Regions from separate parts of the Homo sapiens genome. Here all the other regions are linked to region 1. Evidence: chromatin loops called from intact Hi-C (ENCODE). Cell type or tissue: heart right ventricle. All regions are shown on one strand. Region 1 holds the start of PRKG1 (protein kinase cGMP-dependent 1). Region 2 overlaps PRKG1 (protein kinase cGMP-dependent 1). Region 3 overlaps PRKG1 (protein kinase cGMP-dependent 1). Region 4 overlaps PRKG1 (protein kinase cGMP-dependent 1). Region 5 overlaps PRKG1 (protein kinase cGMP-dependent 1). Region 6 overlaps PRKG1 (protein kinase cGMP-dependent 1).

What was found. A loop is a pair of places that touch in the nucleus more often than their neighbours do. Peaks named below come from ENCODE experiments on the same cell type or tissue, not always from the same donor. Only the 100,000 strongest peaks of a DNase experiment are listed, where the experiment ranks them.
Region 2: it touches region 1 in a loop (2.4-fold over the local background); 18 of 110 quality-filtered maps call a loop at or near these places.
Region 3: it touches region 1 in a loop (4-fold over the local background); 17 of 110 quality-filtered maps call a loop at or near these places.
Region 4: a loop joins it to region 1, with 4 times the contacts of the local background. A loop is called at or near these places in 37 of 110 quality-filtered maps.
Region 5: a loop joins it to region 1, with 3.0 times the contacts of the local background. A loop is called at or near these places in 2 of 110 quality-filtered maps.
Region 6: a loop joins it to region 1, with 2.6 times the contacts of the local background. A loop is called at or near these places in 11 of 110 quality-filtered maps.

The regions. Positions count from the first base shown.
Region 1 is chr10:51,073,067-51,077,066 of GRCh38, reverse strand. It overlaps PRKG1 (protein kinase cGMP-dependent 1), which reads right to left and starts at 2,580. Exons shown (of 18, transcript NM_006258.4): 1 at 2,166-2,580. The coding sequence starts at 2,476. In heart right ventricle, no CTCF peak of the experiment used is centred here; DNase peaks (open chromatin) are centred at 2,456 and 3,176; H3K4me3 peaks cover 4,000 bases; H3K27ac peaks cover 2,243 bases.
Region 2 is chr10:51,232,588-51,236,587 of GRCh38, reverse strand. All of the region lies in intron 2 of PRKG1 (protein kinase cGMP-dependent 1), which reads right to left. Among named protein-coding and RNA genes, the nearest start is that of MIR605, 65 kb to the left of the region's middle. In heart right ventricle, no CTCF peak of the experiment used is centred here; no DNase peak of the experiment used is centred here; H3K27ac peaks cover 476 bases.
Region 3 is chr10:51,240,527-51,244,526 of GRCh38, reverse strand. The region is part of intron 2 of PRKG1 (protein kinase cGMP-dependent 1); the gene reads right to left. Among named protein-coding and RNA genes, the nearest start is that of MIR605, 57 kb to the left of the region's middle. In heart right ventricle, no CTCF peak of the experiment used is centred here; no DNase peak of the experiment used is centred here; H3K27ac peaks cover 3,482 bases.
Region 4 is chr10:51,959,046-51,963,045 of GRCh38, reverse strand. The region is part of intron 5 of PRKG1 (protein kinase cGMP-dependent 1); the gene reads right to left. Among named protein-coding and RNA genes, the nearest start is that of CSTF2T, 260 kb to the right of the region's middle. In heart right ventricle, a CTCF peak has its summit at 2,452 (motif pointing right); no DNase peak of the experiment used is centred here.
Region 5 is chr10:51,145,108-51,149,107 of GRCh38, reverse strand. All of the region lies in intron 1 of PRKG1 (protein kinase cGMP-dependent 1), which reads right to left. Among named protein-coding and RNA genes, the nearest start is that of PRKG1, 73 kb to the right of the region's middle. In heart right ventricle, no CTCF peak of the experiment used is centred here; no DNase peak of the experiment used is centred here; H3K27ac peaks cover 1,125 bases.
Region 6 is chr10:51,387,458-51,391,457 of GRCh38, reverse strand. All of the region lies in intron 2 of PRKG1 (protein kinase cGMP-dependent 1), which reads right to left. Among named protein-coding and RNA genes, the nearest start is that of MIR605, 90 kb to the right of the region's middle. In heart right ventricle, CTCF peaks have their summits at 1,722 and 1,922 (motif pointing left); DNase peaks (open chromatin) are centred at 1,546 and 1,914; H3K27ac peaks cover 1,767 bases.

The sequences.
Region 1 (4,000 bases):
ACTACTCAAGCCAATTTTTTTCTAGTTTTCTTTATGTAAGTGTGAAAAAAGAACAGATGTTTTTCCAAAATTATTTAAGCTTGGAAGGCATTCTATCATTTTCCTCAATAAAATACTTCAGAGTCACCCAAAGCATCATGGCAATACCTTAAGAGCTGAGTCCTTTAAAATACAAGTTATTAGTAAGAAATCAGTATCAGGACACACAGTGTTGTTTGATAGATAAAATGTTATTATAATGATAGATAAAATGTTATTATAATGGGATGCTGTAAATTATTTGCCACACCAGCTTTATTTTCCACTCTGGACCTTTTTCGTTTGTTTGTTTTTCAATCTAGATATTCTACAAGTCATGTACAAAGAGGCTTTTAAACTTATCACATTGTATAGCTCATTCCCTACTGCCTAGAATCTTGTAAATCTCTGATGGAATGTGTAACTGGAGTTATCAGCTGGCTTCAACATGCTTCACTATGAAACCTATTAAAGTGGTCTTTTTGTAAAAGCAGAGTTTGCTCTGTGTCACTCAAAAGTCCTGCGGATACAAAAATGAGATCCTATGAAATGTTTAAAGATGCAGAGAGCTGTCTTTGAGTTATTTTTTCATTATGCAAAACTTGGCCCAGGAGAGATGGTCATGTACCTCGTTAGCTAAAACAGTCAGGCATGTCAGGATTGCAAATTAATTTACCAGAGAAAGTTGAAGTTTATTCAGATCACTCAGGTTTCTAAGGCAGATCTAAGTCTGCTGAACTATTAGGGCAATTTGGTAAGGTCAGAATCTCAGAAATGTTTATCCTTATTGTCTCTTTCCAACTCCCTCGCAGAATACAAACTCCTCCCTAAACTAAGCCTGCATGAACAGCAAATGTTCCATGGGAATCAACATGTATAGGTATAACTCTAAGTTTTCAAAAGTAGTAATTGGTACATGCTGTGATTCTCCCCAAAAAACATCCAATAAATACAAATAGAGATAATCAAATATTTACTTTCTCCTTATATTAACTTGTTGTATTTATGAAGTGAAGGGTTTCGATGGACCTTGCATTATTACGTAACACGTGCCATCCAGCCAATGTGATTTCGTTAGTAGTAGAGTAAGCAGCAATATCCTTGGTTTTATCAATTACGTTATTATCTATTAATTTAAAATGCCGTTCTTTTGGGTGCTCTCCCACATTCTGTTAACCTCATGTTCCTGTCGCTTTACTCTCCATATGAACTCTGAGTTGAGTGTTGTATAACAAGTTTCATTAAATTTTTCCCATCCAAGTTATGAAGCCCACTAACATCAGAATTGCACAGTTCCCTAAAAGGCTAGAACAATGCCAGAGTGGTTGCATTAGAAGCCAAGAGTAAGGCAAACAATGGGTCCACGTTTTAAATAAGATAAGTGTGCTTATCTGTATCTGACCCTGGAAACAAGCAACCACCTCTTGGGAGATGGAGATGCTCCATTAGTAACATTATGCACGTTTCTTAAGTAAAATAAGCAATCTTCTCCCTCATATGTTATGAAAAAATATTTCTTCAAAATCAACAGACTAGTCTTCCATTTATGGATTGTAAATGTCATCCAATTCAGGAAATCAAAAATTCTTCCTTTTTCTATGCCTATTTGCTTATGTTTCACACTTTGATGATGACAAGAACGTCAGGTTTGAAGGGTACCAGCGTGAAGCGCCAGCAGGTAGAGAAATCCGGGAGAGCCACAAAAGCATAGAAAGTATGGGTGATCAGACGCATTTCATTTCAAGTCTGATGAGCCTGCATTTAGGATTTTCCAGCTGGGCTGGTTTGCCAGGGCTTTTGGGAGACGGGGGCTTTTTATTTCTTCTCTCACACTCACACACACGGTCGGACACACACCTGGGACGTGTTCAAACTCTACGTACACTAGGTGGCTTATACGAATGTATATGTATATTTAAAAATAATACCTTGACATCTGACAAAGACACGAAGGCAACGTATGTGCAGTGAGTCTGGCTCTGAGAAACGTGCACAGCCCCGCAAGAAGTGCCCGTTAAAATGAAACATTTCTGAGGATGAGGACAGACATGGCAAGCGGGAGGGGCGGGGGCCGACAGACAATACAGAGACCCGCAGCTCCCCATCGCCAGGGCGCCACATGGACCCGGCGCGTCACCCCTGCTTACTGTGGGCTCTTGGGGTAGAAGGGCAGGGTCACATGGCTGAGATCCTGGATGTCGAAGGCGGTGGGCTCGGCGGAGATCGCCTGCCGCTTGGTGCGCGGCTCGCCCTGCAAGGTGCTCGCGCTCTGCTTCTGCGCCTGCTGGGTGGCTGGTCGGATCACCGAGCGGTACTTGTCCAGCTCGTTCTGCAGCTTCTGGATCAGTTCGTCCTTCTGATCCAACTCCAGCTCCAGCTCGTCGATGAGAGCATCCCGCTGCCTCAGCTCCTCGATCTTCTCCTGGAGCGCGTACTGTAAATCCCGCAAGGTGCCCATGCTCCTCCGGGCTGCCGGGGGCTCCTTCCTGCCGCTGCTCCGCGTCTTGAGGCTTCCTCCCCTCTCCGATCAACTTTCCCCAAAGTCGCCGCTGCCTCCCGAGTGCCAAAGCTTCCTACTTGAGACCAAAGCCAGCCCTGGCTTCTGAGCATGCCCAGTCCGCCGGCTCCAGCCACCCAGAGTTTCAGTGCAGATTCCACTTCTCTGGGCTGGCTGTGAGGCTCAGAGCGGGGAGAGCAAACCAGCAGGTCCAACCCGGGATTAAACCTGAGACGCGGTGGGCGCCGCGGCGCGGGGGAGAAGAGTCGGAGGCGCGGTGGCGGGGGAGCGGGAGGAGGGGACGTGAATGGGGGCTCCGAGGCAGCGGCTGGGCTCTCAGAGTCCCTCGCGCCGGGCGCCCAAGGAAGCTTGCGGGGCGTGCGGGGAGCCTGATAAGCCTCCGAGGCGCGCCGGGGGTGTGCGGGTGGAGCGAGGCGGGAGCGCTACTTCGGGGGTGGGGAGGTGGGAGGGAGGGGACAGGGAGGACCCCGGGCAAACTCGGGAGGCCTCAGCTGACTCCAGAGCAGACCAGCCTGGAGAATGTTGAGCTACGATCCTAGCGACGTACGAGGCATAGGGGACTCTGCATCATCAAAGCTCTGAGTTCTGGAGGTATTTTGACGGCCGGCCTCACTAAGGAAAGCTCCCGAGCGGTGTGGCCGAGCTGTCGCTTCTCCCACGCCACCTTTCCCACCCAGAGCGCCTCACACAGGTGGCTAACGCTTGCGAAGAAACTTGCCTCTCAGGAGATGCGAGCGAGTCGGCGCCCGCGAGGAATTCCCCCTTTCAGCCTACTACCTTTGGGAAAGGGTTGTGGGGTAGGGGGTGGGGTTTCCGATTTTAGCACCCGAGGCGTTGCTACTCTTCGCCTGCTCCAGATAGTTACTTTCCTTTCTGCCCCTTCCAAACTCTCATCGGGGAACTGTTTTAGGGCAAAGGCCAAAAACGGATTTGGGCCCTAGCAGGTCACTCAGCTTCCCCATGAGCCCTCCGCCTTGAGCTGGTGCCTGGGAATAGTTCTCGGATGGGCCTTGCTTCTTCCATTTGCTGAATTTGGCGGGGAGAGGGTGGGGGTTAAAAATCATTCCCGAGCTCCAAAAATTTCATCTTGAAACTGAATCATACCTTTAAAAATATTACTTTCCTCACAACCAAGCTGTTAGGAATGTATCTTTCCACTTGAATGGCCAGGAAGACATCCTGACACAAACTTTGAAGAAGAGGGAAAATCGTGAAGGAGCGAGGGAGACCACGCAGGCTGCAGTGAATTGTACACTATACTGCAGTCACCCCCACCTCTACCCACTCCCACCCTCATCCCTGCCCACTCAATATTCCCCAAAATGATCACAATTAGGTAACTTCCTTTCTATCCAAGTGTTACACTCCCATCATGGGAACACATGTTTAGAATCCCCAAATATCTGCCTAATACGTACCTAAATCCCTAATATTTGCTTAAGACATTACGAACTCATCCAATTT
Region 2 (4,000 bases), 160 kb before region 1:
GAGGTTGCAGTGAGCCAAGATCATGCCACTGCACTCCAGCCTGGGCGACAGAGCAAGACTCCATTAAAAAAAAAAAAAAGAACCTGGTTTATTGGATAGATGAACATCTATACTATTGCCCAAATGCATATTCGGAATGCAAACTACTTTCCTCATTTCTGAGTTCACAGGGAGGTGGGAAAAATATCACATGAAAGCTGACAAATACTGACAACAAAGACACATGATACCACAGGAAATAAACATTTCTACACTGTGTATAAAAATAATATAAAATGGCATTTGAATTATCAGTATAACAGGTTATCATTGCAGAGTTAAGGTCAGCAGTTAAGGGTTATCAAATTTATTGATTAATTGGCTCTCCCCTGTCAATGAGGTAGCCATCTAGGTATTTTCCCTATTGTACAGATAAAGAAAGTGAGGCTAAGAGGTCAAATGACTTCTGAAAAGTCATACTCTGGAACTAAAATTAACTGTTCTTATTCTTAGAACAGTGGTTCTCAAAGAGCATCAGTACCATCTGGGATCTTGTTAGACTGCAAATTCTCAGTTCCACCCCAAAGCAGCTACACCAGAAACTCTAAGGGCGGGACCAGCAATCTGTTTTAACAAGCCCTCCAGGTGATTCTGATACATTCAAAATTTGAGAACCACTGACCTTGGGAAGAAAGAAATCTTGCAAATTTCTCTCCCCTCCAAATATTAATTGGTTCTCTCTTTTTTTTTATTTTTCATTTTTAACCATTTCTGATGGAGTTTTTTCTAAATTGCTTTACATACTTTCCTGGTTTCTTAGAGGTATGTGTATATAATTTAACCAATTTTCACCATTTTGATGACTTAGTTTTTAATTTTTAAATGGTTTTATCCTTTTCATTTTCATCTCTCCCTGTCACTTGTTCTATCAGAAAATCTCTGTGTAACAAAAACAGAAAAGTAAGCATCTAGAATTGTATTTTAAAATTCATCATAAATTAAAAAGTCATCATAAGATTTTGGAAGAGGTCTTGTGGAGGAATGGCTTCAGCAGTGGGTCTTTATAAAATCCATCTCCCGAGCATTAAGTGACAAAAACCAAAAGAACTTTCAGCAAAGGCAGACAGTAATGTACAAGATGATATGCAGAATGGCAATTATTAGTATTTTCAAAGAAAAGAAGTTTTGTTTGTTTGTTTGTTTTTCTGCAAGATGTAACGTGATTTAGAACAAATTGCCTGACAGTGACTTAAACCTAACGGGGCTCTATAAATATTTGGTGAAAGAAAATCTGCCATTGTGTCCAAAGAGGAACAAAATAGTAATATTTAATCTTAAATTTGAGAAACAAGTAAGCAAATATCTGCCTTTCCCAGATACCACAATAAGTAACAGAAAAACAGAATCATTTCAAAGAAGGCTTGGCCAGGGAGTTGAAAGCTCTTCTTCTTTGAGCAATTGTGTTTCTATGGAAGGTAACTCTGGCTTCCTGCATGGAATATCGTTCTTAGGAAGAATAATTTGCTCTCTAACACTCTTGCCATAGTTAGGTATTACGGAAAGTACTGGCTTGAATGTCCATGACCAGGACATATTCTGGTTCTTTGGAAATAGAAAATCAAAAACATTAATGATTTTATTTCAAGCTACTTACAGATAGTATATACTCTTAGGTAAAATGTGTCTATTCACAGCCTATAAATTGTTAGAAAAAATAGTGTGTCCAATATATTTGATCATCAATTTAGCAAAAATCGTAAGTTATTATACTGTGTTGTTTGTTTTCGGTGAAATATTTTTATTTTTTTTCTTTTCCATTCAGAAATAATACTTTTGGTTGACTTGAATGTTTATTGGCTAGGACTCTAATTGAGGAAAAAAATACAAAAAAAGGATGCAAAATATTAATTCCTATTTAGAAGGATTTTTTTTTCTAGATTTCCTGCTACTGCTTTACTTTCTTGTTGCTGAAAGAAAATTATTTTGTCTTCCCGTGTTCTATTTAAAGTGGAGAATAAAAATGCCAAATTAATGCTATGTATTAATGAAGCAGAGATAAATCCTGTTTGGTAAGAAAACCTAAAGGTTCAATTCCAACCCAGCTATCAAATCTAAGGCTGATTTTTATTGGTTTATTTTTGCCTTAAATGTATTCAAGCAATATTTGTTCTAAAAAAAATTTGTAGGGAGGTAGATATCTTTGTGAACAGGTTGAGCTCTCCTTACAACGAAGCAGCAGCTTCTATCTTTCAGTGCAATCTGGGCAGAAAAGACTAGCTCATCACAAAGCAGAAAAGGAATTCATTAGTTAAAGGTGAGGAGTGGCCCCAACCATAAGCAGAAGAAAATTGTCTGACACAGAAAGACGGGTGGGTTCCATAGTGAGGAAGTGGGTTTTACTACCATGCAGAATCTCAAAAGGCGAGAGGATCTTTGAAAACCTTTGATGAATTCAGAAAGACTGACCTTAGCACCAAGACCCTGAGAAGTTAAGAAGCTTATTTAAAGTCACATAGTGGGGCAAAGTGTTCCAAGGTCAGATTGGGCACTAAACAGGCTCCCAACTTGATATGGTCCATATGAATTTGGAAAATATGCATTTCAATTCTAACTCTGATAAGCTAAAGAGACCGTTCCCTACATTTTCAGGATGACATAAGATCTCCAGACTCTTGAGAAAATAATCTGATTCATAAGAAGAATGTAACAAGACACCTGAGAGTCACAGGGCAAATTCATACCTACTACCCACAGAGAACACTAGAATAAAAGATACCGCTTATTGTGGAATCGAATACTAACATCAAGAAAATGTTTTGTTAGACAGCAAAATCTTTCTCACTAGTCTCCCTTAAAGGTATAAGAAGATTTCTTAAATTTCCCTAATTTATCTCAATCACCTATTAAGGATCTCTCTCACATGCATTTATCTGAGTCCTAAGCCATACACTGAGGTAATGAGTTTCATTTATCCCCTTTCTAGTTGGTAAAGTGGCATTGCTTATTTGAATGAAATTAAACCTTTTTGAGTGCCATCTGGTTCTGATACTGAAGAATTTGGTGTACACATCCATGTTTACTCTAGACTGATAAGCCTTAATAACATTCCATCTGGAATACATTTCCCATATCAGAATGCTAACTATTTTTATTAAACCCTAATACTGAAGGTTGTCTAGTCTTTTTGGTTATTTAGAGGCTTTCCTTAGAACAATCTCATATTGCAGATTTCAGTGTAGAAATAGATCTCAAGTCATAGTTATGCACACAGGATTATATTGTAAAATGGGGTGTTCTCATGAAGACTTTTTTGGTTACAGGAATAGAATTCACTCAAAGTAGCTTAGGTAAACAGATGGTTATTATGTGAATACAACAATGTCAAACGTGGTCTCAGAGAAACCGGAGTGACAATGTCAATCCTAACATTGCTCCTTCTAGCTCTCTCTCAATTCTACTTCTACATTCTCCACCAGGTTCTTATCTTTGCCTGCTCTTTCCATCTCTACCATTCACATTCTTGCGCATATGTATCTTGCATATTCTCAGCATGGTCACCTACACAGCCCATTTTGTACACTGCACTGCAGTTTTGGGGCTCATCACTGAATATCTTGAGTCTTTGAGCCCACTTTGTTCAAATTCTTGAGAGAAATAATCTGCTTTACCTCTGTTGAATGAATAGGTTAGCTCCCTTTTGATTAGGCTCCATCCCTGACTAACTAATCATAGCTAGAAATGGAAATGGGTCACCTGATAAGTGCAGCTGACACTTCTAGGAGCCAAGGTAGGGGCAGGTTGATTCTATTGAAGGAGCTGTGGATTCAAGCAGGCAAAGAAACGTGTCTAGCACAGGGGAGGACAAGAATTTGCACTCAATTTTAAACATAATGTCATATATTCCAGAAACTGTGCCACCACTTCTATTTGATCCTTTTGTCAAGAATTTTTTTTTCCATTGCACTGAGGTACCATCATAGGTCTTTTCTCTCAAAGAACAACAAGACAGAAAACATTGTCA
Region 3 (4,000 bases), 170 kb before region 1:
TAGAGACTCCACAGCAGGGGGAATTGGGAGGAGGAGGCAGAGTGTGTGTGTGTGAGAAAGAACCACTGAATGTTCTATAAATAAATATGATCTACTCTACATATCCCCCTAGACATGAGGGTGACCTCAGAAATGATATTGAGATTTCAGGCTACCTGCAACAAATCATTATCTTGGATTCACCTTGACAATATAAATGGTAAAAAAAAAAAAAAAAAGGAAGAAAGGGAATATTCCTACACTCAATTCAAATGCTTAGTTTCCTTAATTTCAATTTGCCACATAAATAAATGAAAATCTAATCAAATAACTAATAAGTTTTAAATAGTCCCATAGGTATTACATTTTATGTAAAGTATCTATGATATATTTTTAAAATATTTATGTTGTTCCTTCTTGGGAAATTTTATTGATTGTGTGTTTATATGTGCTCAAATAAGAAAAAGGTTATTTGAACATTGGGCCAAGAAAGATTCTATTGCTTGCAAAAGAAACAAAACATGACAACATCAACACAATAGAACAAAATTCAAAACTCGTTTGTTACATTTGTTAGGGATAATTACTGCACACTCTGAGCATCATTGGTCTAAGAATAATTTATTTACCAAAGCAGTAAGAAGAGTCTTTAGAAATTAACCAGGAAAATGGCAGAAGGCAATATAAGAAGTCAAGTAATACTCTCCTGCAAATGTAATTGTTCCGTTTCCAGCCCTGCTTCTCTAGGAGTATATCTACTGATATCTACCAATTAATTAGCATTTCCAGGTGCATTTAAGTCTTGGCATCAGGCCCATAGTCCTTGTTCACAGGTATATGAAAAGAGACCTTGCCAAATGCTCACCAGCACTATGGGGAATGAAACTGCCCATGCCATGATGGATTACATCAGGAAAGATCTATCTAATGAAGGTCTTCAGAAGCAACAAATCAACACAGAAAAATGGCTGATGTCCAGAAAAGGGAAAACAATTTCTTTAGGTCTCTGTACAGACGATGAGTCCAGGGAGGAGGAAGAACATGGGGAACTAGGTAGGCACCTGCACATACACCACAGCAGGGAAAAACATAAGGTCCGCCAGAGCAATGCCAGGAAATGGTGATCCTACACCCTGACCAGGGCAAGAGCCTTCTGCTGACTGCTCTGGCTTCACAGCTATTCCAGGGACTGAGCTTTTCCCATTAGGCCAGTGGTGGTGAACAGACCTGAGACTCTGCACTACTCTTTATCAGTTCCTTTAAAACATGTCCACATGTAAATAGTCCTTTTAATAAACTCTCCTCAAATTTCCCTGCTTAAGTCAGCTGTCTGTGTCCTGTGGGCTCTCTCACTGATACATCATCCAAGTCAGGAAAGAAAGGATGAACACAGTCACACTAAGGCTAAGGGGCTTACAATCCCCCACCAAAAAGCCTTCCTTCTAACTGATATCTACTAATTAAGGGGCATTTCCAAGTCCATCTCAATGTATTAGCACCATATCAATTCTTATTATTCACAAGCATGCCATTGAAGACCTAGTGAAACATTCACAGAAATCCAGTATGTCTACACCGGGTCTCCAGCCTCCCTCCAAATCTAATTCACTTTTTTCCAAGAGAGAAATTAAATCACTTTGGTATAATCTGTCTTAGTAAACTCAAGATGATTCTCAGTGATCACCTGCAACCTGTCTTAGTGTTCACTATATTTTCACTAATTGATTCCAGATTTTTGCTCATGATTGGCATCATCCCACCAAGCTAATTAATCTAAAAATTGGGGGATTGAGCTTCTTTTCAAAAATTATATCAACCTCTGGTCAATTACAATCTTCCTGCTCCTCTCCCATTCTTTGTAACTCTATAAAGTAACAAAGATCAACATAGCAATTGCATTTATCCCAGTGTTACATAACTAACTTGTCTAATGTTTGTTTTACCCCTAGACTGCGAGCCTTGAGGGCAGGGATTGTATCTTACTCACCTCGAAATGGACATCATTGCTGGTACCTAGGAAAATGTCAGGGTATTACAGATGCACAATAACTGTTTGCTGAATTGAATTTACTGCACCAATGTAGTGGTTTAAAATTTCCTCATATCTTTGGGCTTCAGCTTCTTCTCACTAGTATTATACCCTATCCAATCTAATATTTATTTCCTTTGATAGAGAAACTGTTATGTGTTGGGGGAAGACAAAGTAGGACTTGTTATCCTAGAGGGGCTTTTGGTTGACTCATCCAATCACCTTCTATCTTCTTGTTCTGAACATACTTATAAACTTTTCTCATCTTTGGCATTTTCTCCCTTTGACACATTCTACAGGCTTCTGACACTTGCGCTTGGTTATTGGGCTCTTCTCCCAGCCTCCTGTCTTTTATCCTGTATGTGCTCATTAGAGAATTTCTCACCCAGTCATTTATATATAGGACGACTTCCCTTGCCTTCCTCATCACAATCCATGCTATTATTCTATTTGAATTTCAGTTCTGGGAGCTTCCCACCTTATTCAGCAATCTTTTTGTTTCAAGCCAGACTGTTACATTATTCATCTTTTTTTTTTTTTTATTGTTCCAGCATAGAGGGCAAAAAAGCCATTCTCCACTGGCAATGATGTGGATCTTTGGTATCCAGGGTTCTAAATATTGCTTATGCAAATAAAGCAGTTTTGAAATTGGCTTTGGACTACTGGATGGTTGATTTTTTAAGGGTGTTTTCATCAGGTCAGGCATGACCCTCTCAGGTTTAAGGACAGCACAGGACAGGGAGAAATAATTCTTTTCTCTGCCTCTGAAGTTCTACAGGTTGTCAGATGGGCTCTGATGATCTAAAAAAGAGAGACTTTGGCAGAAAGAGTAGTTGACAACAATTGCAACCTAAAACAACATCTGTTATGTGAATTGTGACATATGCTGTCACTTTATAGGTTTGGGTTTGCAGGCCTAATCTGTAAAGCTGTTTATTCTTGCCTTAGGAGGAATTAGCAGTAGGCTAATATAAGGATATCAGAGTTCAGATTCTAATTCTGCTGCTAATTCACTGACTTAAAGCAGGGTATTACTTTACCTCCCTCGGCTTAAATTAAGATGAGCTTCCTCGTCTTAAATTGTGTGATTATCTTTCCTCTTCAAATATGTGAATAAATGTTTGCTAACATCTCTCCCAACTCTGATAATTCGATGATTCCCTGAAAGAGAAGCAATTAGCTAAAGGAGGTTCTTTGGCTTTTTTTTTTTTGGATTGGAGCAAATGAGCTAGCTCCACAGGCTGCCTGTGCCATGACGCCGTGACTATTGTCTTGGGGTAGAGCCTTAAGAATATCAGCCTATGAATGAACAACATCATTCTGACATCAGGCAGATTTCATTTCAGATTCTAACTTTGCCAGTTACTAGCTCAGTGAACTTGGGCTAAACATGAGCCTCAGTTCATCTTCAAAACAGGGATCCTAATAGGACCTACTTCATGAGGGTGTTGAGGTTGTTGTGAGGGTTAAAATAATAAACACATAGTAAGCACCCAGCTCAAGGAGTGGCATGTGGTAAATTCTCAAAAGATGTTACAAAATTAATTAAACTTACAAGAACTACTACAAATGGAAGAATTCCATTCAATCCATCTTTTAGAAAAGATAAAAACTATTCACTATTCTTTTGGAAGAGATCCACTTCAAGCCTAGGCCCATTCTGGTCCAGAATCTTTTCCTTAGATCCCTAAGAGGTCAGTACTTTTATTGTCCCAGCCTTTTATTCCTTTAAGTAGGGAGTTTTCTTCCATTGACTACCAAGGATGTTTAGGCATTTTCCATCCAGGCTACACAGAGGAGGCCCCTCTTGGTGTTCAAGGTGATAGTCCTTTTGATATTTTACAGGTCCCTGCAGGATTTTGTTTGATCTGGAAGTATTTCTTCAATTAGATACATAAATACAAAACATTTGTCCTGTGAATACATTTCTAGATATTAAAGAGGCATAATTTGAAAGAGAGAGTTCCTGACCTTCAGAACTACTGATGAGAC
Region 4 (4,000 bases), 890 kb before region 1:
GTGTACATTTCTACTATGATAAATGACAAAACTACACTGAGAGCATCCAGCCTTTCTTGATAAACTCAAACTAGAAAGATTTCTCAGCTTCTGTTTTCCACACAAAATAGTTAAGATAAACCTACTCCATAATAATTCACATTTCCCCCACTCATCTCACCGATTAAATTCCTTGTAGCCTCAAACATTTTGAAGATATTAATATAAACATAGAGCTAGGCTCAAGTGGCTGCCAACAAATATATTGGTAGGGACATTAGTGCTGAATATTTCTCCTACAGCCACTCCACATCAGGAGCTACATGTGCCTAGACCACATTCCCCTGTGCACTTTGTTTTACAGTCAAAGCCTAATATGCTGTCCTTGAAAGGTAGACATTACATTAGTTAAATTATATCTGGAAAGAGTCAGGAAAAAAAAGCAGGATTATCCCTGGTGAACTCCAAATTTAGTCTCAATGAACACAGGAAGAGACCATGACCACAGCTGCAAATCAAAGGGAGGTTTACCAAATCCATCGTGGCTTATATAATATCTCACTTTAAAAAGAAAAGAAAAGAAAAGAAAAAGAAATCTGGAGCTAAATTAGCCATTCAAGACCTATGATCATCCTATTTGTATTTATTATTTCATGGAATTCACAGAACAGTCATACTAAATTGAGTCTACCCATCTTTGGGTAAGGAAACCGAGATCTCACAGCTATAATAGGGGGAAGCAGGATTTGAATCAAGGCTGTACAGCTGCAAGACTAGTGTTCCCACCCACCATTCTGAATGCCTCAGTATCTGACAAAGCTCCCAGAATTTGAACCCTAGATGTCCAGCTCCAGGGCTAGTGCTCCTACCCATCCTTGGTGCTAGTTTTTAAGAATCATTCTTCCCGAGCTCCTTCCTGACCCTTCTCTCCCAACCAAGAGTCTTCCAGCCTGTGGTGTACTCTTTGCTTTCAAGCCTTTAACTTGCCTCTCCTTGGTGGATAGATTTTGGATTTTTGTCCCCATAGCCCTTCAATCTAAATACAACTTGCTTTTAAACCCCAATTTCTTTAAAAGGGCATGATGTCCGATGGTGCTAGTTTTTCCATTTTTATTTACTTAATTTTTTATTTAACTGGGGAACAATTTTGTCTTTCCTGACGTGGATATCACAGATCAGTCTTCTGGTGGCTTACTTGGGATCACTACCTGGTCTCTAAATAACTGGAAGAGTAGCTGCAACAATGTCAGTACAGCTTGCCTCCAAAAACTACCTCAAGTATCGAATACACAACAAATAAAAACTCAAAAGTGAGCAAAGCTAACCAGAAATACATTCTGGTAATACACGTAAAAATTTGGACAATAACAGCTTGTGGGAGGGAGGATATGACTAAATCTTTTGATTTCAAACAAATAACAATCACCATGAATCTAGCATTTTATTCAAAGAGCATAGAAGAGGGAAGTCATCAATGTTTGTACTTTACCACATCCATCTCTACTGTGTACCTTTCTGGGTGTGTGTTATTGCATGTGCACTTGAGCACCAATTGCTGATATCTGTTAAATGTATTAATTACTCCTGCAACCATATATACCACACCTTACTTTGCACAGTTGACTCGAGCAACATGGGTTTGAATTGTGCAGGTCTGCTTAAATGCAGATTCTTTTTTTTCAATAAATACAGTGGGCCCTCCACATCTGCAGGTTCCTCATTCTCAACCAAACGCAGATCAAAAACAGTATTCCTGGGATGCAAAACCCGTGGACACGAGGGTCAACTTTTCATATCTGTGGTTCAGCAGAACCCACTGTGGGACTTGAGCATGCATGGATTTTAGTATTTAAGGGGATCCTGAAACCAATCCTCCCCCCACAATATCAAGACAACTGTATTTGGTATTATGTTAGTTCTGTAGAAATAATATCCTTCTCTAGAAAAGCTTATAATGAAGAAAGAGAAAATTACATTCACTAACCTTATAAAACTAACTTTTAAAAATTAAATATATTCAGTGAAACTAATGCCTTTTTTGGCACTTAATAGCCTGTGTGATAACATGAAGACTGGCAGAACACATATCAAATGAGCTCAATACTTCAACTTGCTGTCGCTAAAAAGCAACAATCACGCCTGAGTAGCATGGCATATAAAACAATTTGCATCCCAATATGTGGGAACAATCTAAATTCTTAGAATCCCTAAGCAGTTTCACAGGCTCTTTGTTGGCAGAACCACGAACTGGGGAAGTCGGATATCATGCTTTTGAGATCCTATTTGGAGTTCTTCTAAATGACAAGCTTGAGCATCTCTGCATAAAACACGTGATTCATCTCCCATTTCAGTTGGATCACAGACAATCTGCTTTCTAACATCTGCCTGCGAAAATCCAGGGCAGATTTCTTAAGACTCTGGTACCAAATATGGGTTACAGAAAAACTGGTTACGTCGTCTTTATTTTACCAATAGGTGGCACTGTGGGTAACGATATAGAATCAATGTGACACTACATGAACAGAAAAAATAGAAAACGGTTATTTTTGGTGGGGGGTGTGGTGGGGAGGGGGCAGGAAAAAATATCCCATCTTGTTTAAAAGTATCTTACTCCCATAAATATTTTTATAGTCTTATAATTATTATAGTTTATATAAGTTATGCAACTATTTTGTTGTATAACTACTGCTCCTGTTTTTTCCCTCCTTCATACCTTGTTTCCAAAGTCTGTTAAACTAACCCAGTTTCACATCTAGTCAATGAGAAGGTTGAATTAGCTCAAGGGTAGAAAACTCAAGTGCCTGTTAGAGCAGGTAGCTCATTTAAATGAGTTCAGAGGTTCTAAAGTAAGAGGATAAGGATGCTAAATGGTACCCATCCAAAATAATTTCCTTTTCAATGTTTTTGTTTGTTTTCTGGTTGGTTTGGCTTAAAAAAAAAAAAAGGAAACCAAAGTAAAAAGGTCTTTGGGAACAAATTTTTGACTTCTTGATTAGATGATGTCTAGAAGTTTCTGCAGCTATAGAACACTGTAATGGATCCTAGATTCTACTAGGAGAATATATAAAATCACACATATTTCTAATCATGTACATACATGAATATGCATAATTTTGATATCTTCAATCTGTGATAGCTCTGTTTATACTTAATGTGAAACAAAGTAGAAAGATATTTCCCTTACATTAAAACTCAGGGAAATATGAAATGAATTTAGAGAACACAAGATTCAATTATCTTCCAACTTTTTCCATCCTAAGTAACAGCATCACCACCCACTTGGCTCTCTGCAGTTAGAAATCTTGGCATCATCTGCTATACTTCAATCTCCTTCACCTCTGACATTTCATCAGTCACTGAGCCCAACAAATTTTACCTCCAAACTCTCTCCCTATTCTATTTCTAATTTTTAAACCCTATGACTCCTGCCCTAATTCAAACACTCACTGCCTAGATCTCACTCAACAGACTGAATAAACCCAACTGGAGCAGTGAGTACCTGGGGAGAAGGAGAAAAATTGTGACCAACCTAGGAGGCATCAAAGCTGGAACTGAGATACAAGACTCTAAGCAATGCTTACCCTTCCAGTCTTGTCTCTTGTATGCTACCTCAACGTACTCTACATTTCCACCTTCAGTTGCGCAGCAGTACTCAATATTATTAGAACTATCCACATGACACTCTTTGATAGGTTTCACAAACTGTAATATCCTTGACTGCCTAGCAAATTCCTAGATATCTTTCAAGGCACAGCTCAACTATTTTCTCCTCTACAAAATCTTCTCCAATTATCGTAAAATGATGATTAATTACTCTGTGATTGCATATTTGTACACATTTCTCACATAACACTATCACAACATGTTGAGTGTCTAGTCTATGAGAGAAGAGCCTGTCATTCATCTTTAATTACTGAATTACACCTGAAATAAATTATGTCTAAAAATCAGTCTGTCTGGTTTTGAATTCCAGCTCTACCACTAAGTAACCTTAAGATTTTGAGCAAGGTAGTGTAATTTT
Region 5 (4,000 bases), 72 kb before region 1:
CAAGGACAAAGGTGTAGAGTTTGGAATGACCTTGATATATTCAAGGATCAGAAAGGAGACCTGTATGGTTGAAGCATACAGTGAGAAAGAAGGAATGGGATGGGAGAATAAGATCACTGAGGTAGGCAGGGGATGGGTTTCATAGGACCTTGAAGACTACAATAAAGAGTTTTATTCCAAACACCAGTGAAGGACTATAAAAAGGGGTATGATTTATAGACAATATAACAGACATAAAGAATAAATGATATAAATTTACTTTAAAATGTTACTAAATTTGTGGAGGTTTTCTGTTGTGGATTTCATCAATTAATGAATACTGAAAGCAAAATTGATTATCATGTTAATAAGGGAGTTTTATAATTGAAACTCTTGGGAACCACTGTCTCATAAAGCTTACATTTATTTGGAATTTAAATCACTTACTCTCAGGCAACTCTTACATATTAGGAGAGAATTAGGTCTCATCTCAATTTCAAGAACTATCTCCAGAGGCCTGAAGTGTGCCCACTCTCTACTTTCACTCATGTTTTAGATCAGTTTCGCCCTCAGTCAGGTCACAGGCAATAGTAAACATGCCAAGAACAGCCTTGCCCAGAAATGTGAGCATTAACATCTGATCTCTTTGATTAAAAAAGACTTCCAGGCACTTTAAAAGACATAGTCAAAGCTATTAAGTTATTGCTAAGAATGGAAATCAGCGAAAGCAATCTGAAAATGTAGCACAAATCTTCTATAATAAAAATTTTTAACCAAAAACATCACTCACTAATTTTCTTTTGCACTGAATGGTCAACTTTGGGATCAAATGTCAGGGGAAGCAATAAATGATTTTCACAGTCACCTTGGCCTACAGTATTGTCTATCCATTTGGGAACTCAGACATCCAAGTCTTCATTGAGGACATGACAGTCCACAGCTCTTTCACACAGACATACTCCTTGCAGAGCCTCTTAAAAGTTTCTAATTCCGAGTTATTTTCAAAGGACAACTCCATCCATCTATTGTGAAATATTTGATTAATACCTATAAGAAAGAAAATTGGTAGTCCTGTTGCTGCCACAATTGTTAAGATTCTGCCCAAACCATGGATCCTATTTCTTGCCTAACAACTTTTCTGAATGAACTCCACAGATATAAGCTGGCTAAGAGCTAAGAACTACCAACCAGCCCACATAAAGATAAAATTTAATCCTGCAAAGTTATTGGCCAATTTAGATATTCCCTCAAAACCACAAACCAGTTTTCAACAAGGTTCACACTGTATTTTCACATCAACCAACTCTGCTATAGCTATCCCAATCTTATGACAAAAATAGTCATGAGGAAATTAAAACTGTTTGCCAAATTCAGACCTATAATTAGCATTTGATACAAAACAAAGGAATCACTGGCCAAAATTAATGTTAGCGACATAGTTATTTGGTGAACAATAATATTTATCTTTTATTACATACATTGTAATATTTACCAATTGTCAATTGCCTTCTAACTTTTTTCCTGCAGTTCTAAAATAGATTATTTAGTTCCTTTGAATTAAATCATGAAATCATGAGGAAATATTAATAGTCTAAAAACAATGATGTGGAAAGGGAAGATAGCCCATAAAATATTTATTTGCCCAAATGTCATTCAGATGGTAACTTAATTTTCCTTCGTTTTTTTTTTCCTTTTACTTTTAGTTGACATGTAGTAACGGTACATATTTATGGGATACAGAGTGATATTTTCATACATGTACATAATGTGTAATGATCAAGTCAGGGTAATTATCATATCCATCACGTTAAACATTTGTTATTTCTTTGTGTTGGAAATATTTAAAATTCTTTTAGCTTTTTGAAAATATGCCATAAATTATTGTTAACTATATTCATCCTTCAGTGCTATAGAACACTGGAACTTATTCCTCTTATGTAGCTATAATTTTTTATCCATTAACCAACCCTTCAGTATCTTTCCCTCATCCCTACTCTTTGCAGCCTCTAATAACTATAATCCTGCTCTTTACTTTTATGCATTCAATCTACATATTAGTGAGAACATGCAGTATTTATATTTCTGTGACTGACCGATTTCACTTAACACAATGTCCTCCAGGTTCATCTATGTTGCTACAAATGACAGGATTTCATTCTTTTTTATGGCTAAATAGTATTCTGTTGGGTATATGTACCACATTTCCTTATCTGTTCATCTGTTGATGGACATTTAGATTGATTCCGTATCTTGGCTATTGTGACTAGTGCTGCAATAAATATGGGAGTACAGATATCTCTTTGATATACTGATTTTCTTTCCTTTGAATAAATACCCAGCAGGATTTCTAGAAACTAGATCTCTAAATCTTACCATATACAAAACATCAACTCAAAATGGATTAAAGACCTAAATGTAAGACCCCAAACTATAAAACTACTAGAAGAAAAAGGAGGGGAATTGCTTCAGGACATCGAGTCTAGGCAAAGGTCTTAAGAATAAGACCTCAAAAGCATAGACAACAAAAATACACAAATGGGACTATGTCAAAAAATAAATAAAAAGCTTCTTCATAGCAAAGGAAATGATCAGCAGAGTGAAGAAGCAACCTGAAGAATGGGAGTAAATATTTGCAAGCTTCAAGCGAAGGACAAATGTTCAGAAAATACAAGGAACTTAAAATAATAATAATAATAATAATAATTTGATTAAAACATGGGCATGTGATCTGAATAAACATATCTCAAAAGAAGACATACAAATGGCCAAGTATATGAAAAAATGCTCAACATCATTAATCATTAGGGAAATGCAAATCAAAACTATAATGAGCCATCATCTTAAACCAGTTAAAATGACTATTATCAAAAAGACAAAAAATAACAAAATGCTAGAGAGGATGCAGAGAAAAGGGACTACATTTTTTTCTTTTTTTTTTTTGAGACAGAGTCTTGTTCTGTCACCCAGGCTGGAGTGCAGTGGTGTGATCTGGACTCACTGCAAGCTCCGCCTCCCGGGTTCATGCCATTCTCCTGCCTCAGCCTCCAAAGTAGCTGGGGCTGCAGGCACCTGCCACCATGCCTGGCTGTTTTTTTTGTTTGTTTGTTTGTTTTTTCGTATTTTTAGTAGAAACGGGGTTTCACCATGTTAGCCAGGATGGTCTCGATCTCCTGACCTTGTGATCCACCCGCCTCAGCCTCCCAAAGTTTACACTGTAGGTGAGAATGTAAATTAGTATAGCCAGGGAAAACAGTATGGAGTTTTCTCTAAAACTAAAAATACAGCTAGTATTCTCCATTTTAACTAATACTCTCACCTCATTGTCATTGACTAGGAGCAATGCTAAGTAGCTCTTGAAATCACTAGTTAGATGTTAACAGATGGGGCAGGCTTATATTAATTGAGGAAAAAGAAAATTGTTGTTCTTTTAGGTGTTCATCCACTTCCAAAACGTCAATATTAAAAGTCTCCCATTCAACTATTCAAGTCATTCAGCTCTCTAGAGATGCATTTTACGCGTGAGCCTAACTAAAAATAGAGCAGTTTCCAAAAGAATCCAGATCAAGCTCTTCTCCTGTAAGCTTCCTCTCTCATATCATGGAATTAAAACCGTGAAGTTTCACAGAACTAACGTAAAGTGCCTTGCCTGAGAATAAATAAGACCGTACGCATTTCATTACATAATTTAAGAACTATGTGGCCTGATCTATTAAGAACTAACTCTATTTCTGAAGTTTAGATGCCCAAACAGCAAAACAGGGTAATAACTGAGAAAAAAAATGTCAGATATTTATATGTCTAATTGCAATTCAATGTTTTAAAGTATTTTTTTCTTACCTTTCAAGGCACTAAATAATTGAAATTTCTCAGAACTCATTTGTTTCCAACAAGGTCAGCATGAATACACTATAAACAAGTTCCTCACCACCCTGGGCAACCCTATCATCAGGGCATACATTGAGTGCCATGATGTTACTGTTAGTCCTTTGAAACCCAGCAACTCACACCACCACTATGTGTT
Region 6 (4,000 bases), 310 kb before region 1:
ACTAGCACAGGTGCAAGCAGGAACTTAAACATAGAGAGAAACCTAAAGAAAGATTCCACCAGTACTCTTCCACCAACCAGATTAGCAAACTTTGCCTCTAGCACACCTCTAAGGAAATCAATTTCAATGGTACCCTAAATCCAAAGTTACACAATATGTGAATTCTTTTGTTGTTTTAAACAAATTTTTAAAACTCACTCACTCTGCAGGAGGTAAGTTTTATAATCATTCATTCTAGTAATTAACTAAGAAGGCAGCAATGTGTTCTGGAAGCAGAAAAAAGAGTTCTGTTTCGGACTCTACCCTTAGAGAGCAAGGATGAAGAAACTAGGTTCTAGAATAAGCCAAATTTGCACTCCTCCACAAGTTCTACAATCTTGGACAGCCTCTCCCCCTCTCAGTGCTACAATTTCTGCCTCTGAGAAATGAGGATAACACCATAATCCACCTCAAATGATGTTTACGAAGACTAAATCAAAACCAATTATCTTTGCGCAGGGTTTTTCAACCATAGGATTATATAATAGATGTTTTGGACTGGATAATTTTTTGTTGTGGAGTGATTTCCTGTGCATTGTTGGATGTTTAGCACCATCCATGGCCTCTACCCTGTAGGTAACAGTAATGACAATGAAAATGTCTCTAGATATTGCCAAATGTTCCCTCGAGGCAAAATTATACGTGGTAATAATCAATGCTTACTGCCTAGCAAATGGCAACTCCTGAATAAATGTGAGTCCCTCTACTAGAGTACTTCAGTTGGTGTTACCTGTTGTTATAAGGAAGAAGCCTTAACCTCACCTTAAGAAAGTAAATACCACCATGGACTTTAGGTATACTAATGTAATAATAAAGGAAAAAGAAAATTGTTGATAGACTAAGTATTATGCAGTGTTGCAATGATATTTATAGGTACACATGAACTCGTGTTATCTTCAAAGCTATCCTAGGGAGTCAAGACTAAGTTTTCTCCAAAATTCTTTCCCATGAACATATTGCTTAATGATAATTTTATAACCTGAAGTTGAATTGTATGTAAACATATTGATTGTCACCTTGAAACAAGTTTCAAAGTGCCTATGAATATACGCATGTCATGAATGTGTATATCAATGTATTTAGCAGCCTGCAGTTTCCAGGAATATGAACCTGTCTGTAAAGTTGAAGCCAACTTTATGGGCCATAAATGGACACTGCCAAGAGCCTCACCCAGTGATTCCAGTTAGTCATTTCAGATATAAAGCCATGGTATGTGGCTTGGTGGAATTCCCACAGAGTTTTGCACTTTGGATGTGTTCCACATGATTCTGCCTTAAATGCTGTACTATCAACTGAAGTGTGTATGGAGTTTTGAAACATTTTAATTCAGCTTATTCAACTGAATGCCTCGACCACAAACATTCCTGCTTACCAAGCACATTGGCTCTAGCTAGAATCAAGCAATTAGGGAGGGATGACATTCTGCCAGATTTTGCATATGGCCAGTGGACTGAAATTCATTTGGGTCCATAAACATACTTTTCCACAGATGGGAATTTCAAGAATTTGAAAGAGTCAAAGCAACCTTCTGGGAGCCCTCCATCTCCCTATCTAAGATGGAATACAGCTGTCCGATTGGGCTGCTGGCAGAAAAGTCACTGAAAGTGACATTTCTTAGTTCCAAGATGTTCTTGTTCCCTTATCATTTTATGTATTACTCAATAATCCATCTGTATATGGGAAGTAATTTGTGAGCTAATCCAGCATTATTATTTCTCTATATATGGAAAATAACTTATAAGCTAATCTAGTATTATTATCTCAATTTTTAAAAAGAAGTTACTGAGAATAAGGGAGCTTAACTAAGTTGGCCAAGGACTTGATGGGACACCCACCAAGTAGAAGGGTGAAAGTGCAAACCTAGAGCTGTCTGCCTGCCCCAGGATGCCCCCTAGTGGCTGACAGGCAATACCAAGGAAACTGTACAGCTGTGGCGGCATGTTAGGGGTGATCAATAGAGATGAAATTTAGTTAAGTAATTCTAGTACTGTGAGGAGTGTAAAAGAATGATCGGTGTTTGAATATTATTTTTAGGTTTTCTATCTGTGGGGTTCTTTTCCTAACCAGGACTGACCGCTTTTATTCTGTGGCATGGGGCACCAGGATAAGGAATAAAAAAGTTATTTCTCTAAGAGTAATGTCTTTGCATAAGATTAAAAGGCCACTTGCATAACGGAAGCAAAGCTGTAAAAGTTATGAAAATTGGTCATAAGAAAGAGGAAAAACAAGATATCTTTTAAAAAGATTTGTACTCGTTTCTTAAGGAATGTTTAATCAGAACTCTTGTTTCCAAACTACATCAGAGGCAACTTTTCCTACAAAAATCCTGTAATTGGCTATCACAAGTTATACGCCTGGTCAGTACAATTATATTGCATCCCTGAAGCATTACCTAGATAGACAGATTTAAGAAGAAACCTATTTTTGTATTAATACAATAGCAACTTGGAATCAATTACCATGTTTCAAAGGACCCTCATTAGATCTGCTGTCAGTTGCACAGAATTCATAATTTGTCTTTATTGCAAATGTATTTCTGTTATTTTCCACTAGCAACCAAAAAACTAGAACGCTGGTGAGAAAAAAACTTCCTTTTAACCAGACCACCTTGCTGGTTGGTATTCCTTATTACAGTACAGAGTCAACTACATTATTTTCACAGTGTACTTACTTTGACATGAGTTTACTGACAACTTTCCTAGACAATTTGTTTTTATAAAATATGTTATAGAATTATAAAGTTACCAAAACAATCTAGAGGCATCGTTGAGTGTTAGGAGAATTTAATTGGAAAGACAGAATTTTTTTTTCCTCACATGACATTGAACATTTCAAAAACACTGTTGCCCTTTTACTGAAAAGCTAATATTTCCCTCCAGATTTCTGATTCTCATATTCATAGGGCCTTTGGTAAGCTAAACTTTAACTTGAGGCTCAAGACTATATAAATATTTATCATGGACAGAAAATTTAAAAAGAAATCTTAGTGATTTTAGGCATCAAAAGAGATTTGTGTGGTGTAATAAAAGAGTCCTGGACTTAAATTCAGGGGGTTTGCATCTGATCTTTGATCTGTCACTATTTGAGCTAGTCTCACTGGACTCGGTTTCTTTACCTCAGAAGTAAGAGAGTCAGATCAGATGTCTTCACATATGCCCCCAAACTGTGGCAATATGTGATGGCTATAGGGAACACTTTAAAATAAAAGGGGGAATATACATTACTAATGAAAAGAAAGTGTCCCAATTCAAAACACCAACTCATAGTAACGGTCTTATATATGGCTTGAAACAAAAATGTATTTTAGGGTTTGATAAAAGTAAGTTTCAAAAATATACCACATCATTTCTTCAACTCTTAAATTAGAACATTAAATGTTAAACACTTTAAGAAATAAATGAAAAAACAAAAATATCATTGTCAGTCAACCCACTAACTTCAAAGCTGACATTCTTAATTTAGATAGTAAAAAACTGGATTTAATTTTAAAAATGACTTCATACCATATGCCCAACATTAAATGTTTATTATTAATAATAAAATATATCAGTAGCAGCAGTCACTTTTAGAAAACCAGTGCAACTTAGATAAGTCCAAATAGAATGAAATATATTAGAACATAATGGAGGAGAAGGGAAATGACTCCATGTGTAGAAATGAAAATACAACTTAATATGTTTAAAAGAAATAACAACTAAAGGGAGTTAGCAAACTACATGAAATAATTTTGTGTCCTGCTATGTGGCACTTAACCAGCCAGAAAGCTAAAAGCTGGCCTTTCGAATATTTGTCATATGAATGTTTCAATATCAATTCAGGTACCAAGCCTTCCTAAGTGAAACAGGCAGAAAACAGCAAGGGTTCATCATTGGGTTGGCAATAAACAGGTAGTAACTATTCCTGCTGGGAGAATTCATCTCTAAAAAGAGGTGTGATGGACTGCAAGGACTTTATAGCCAAA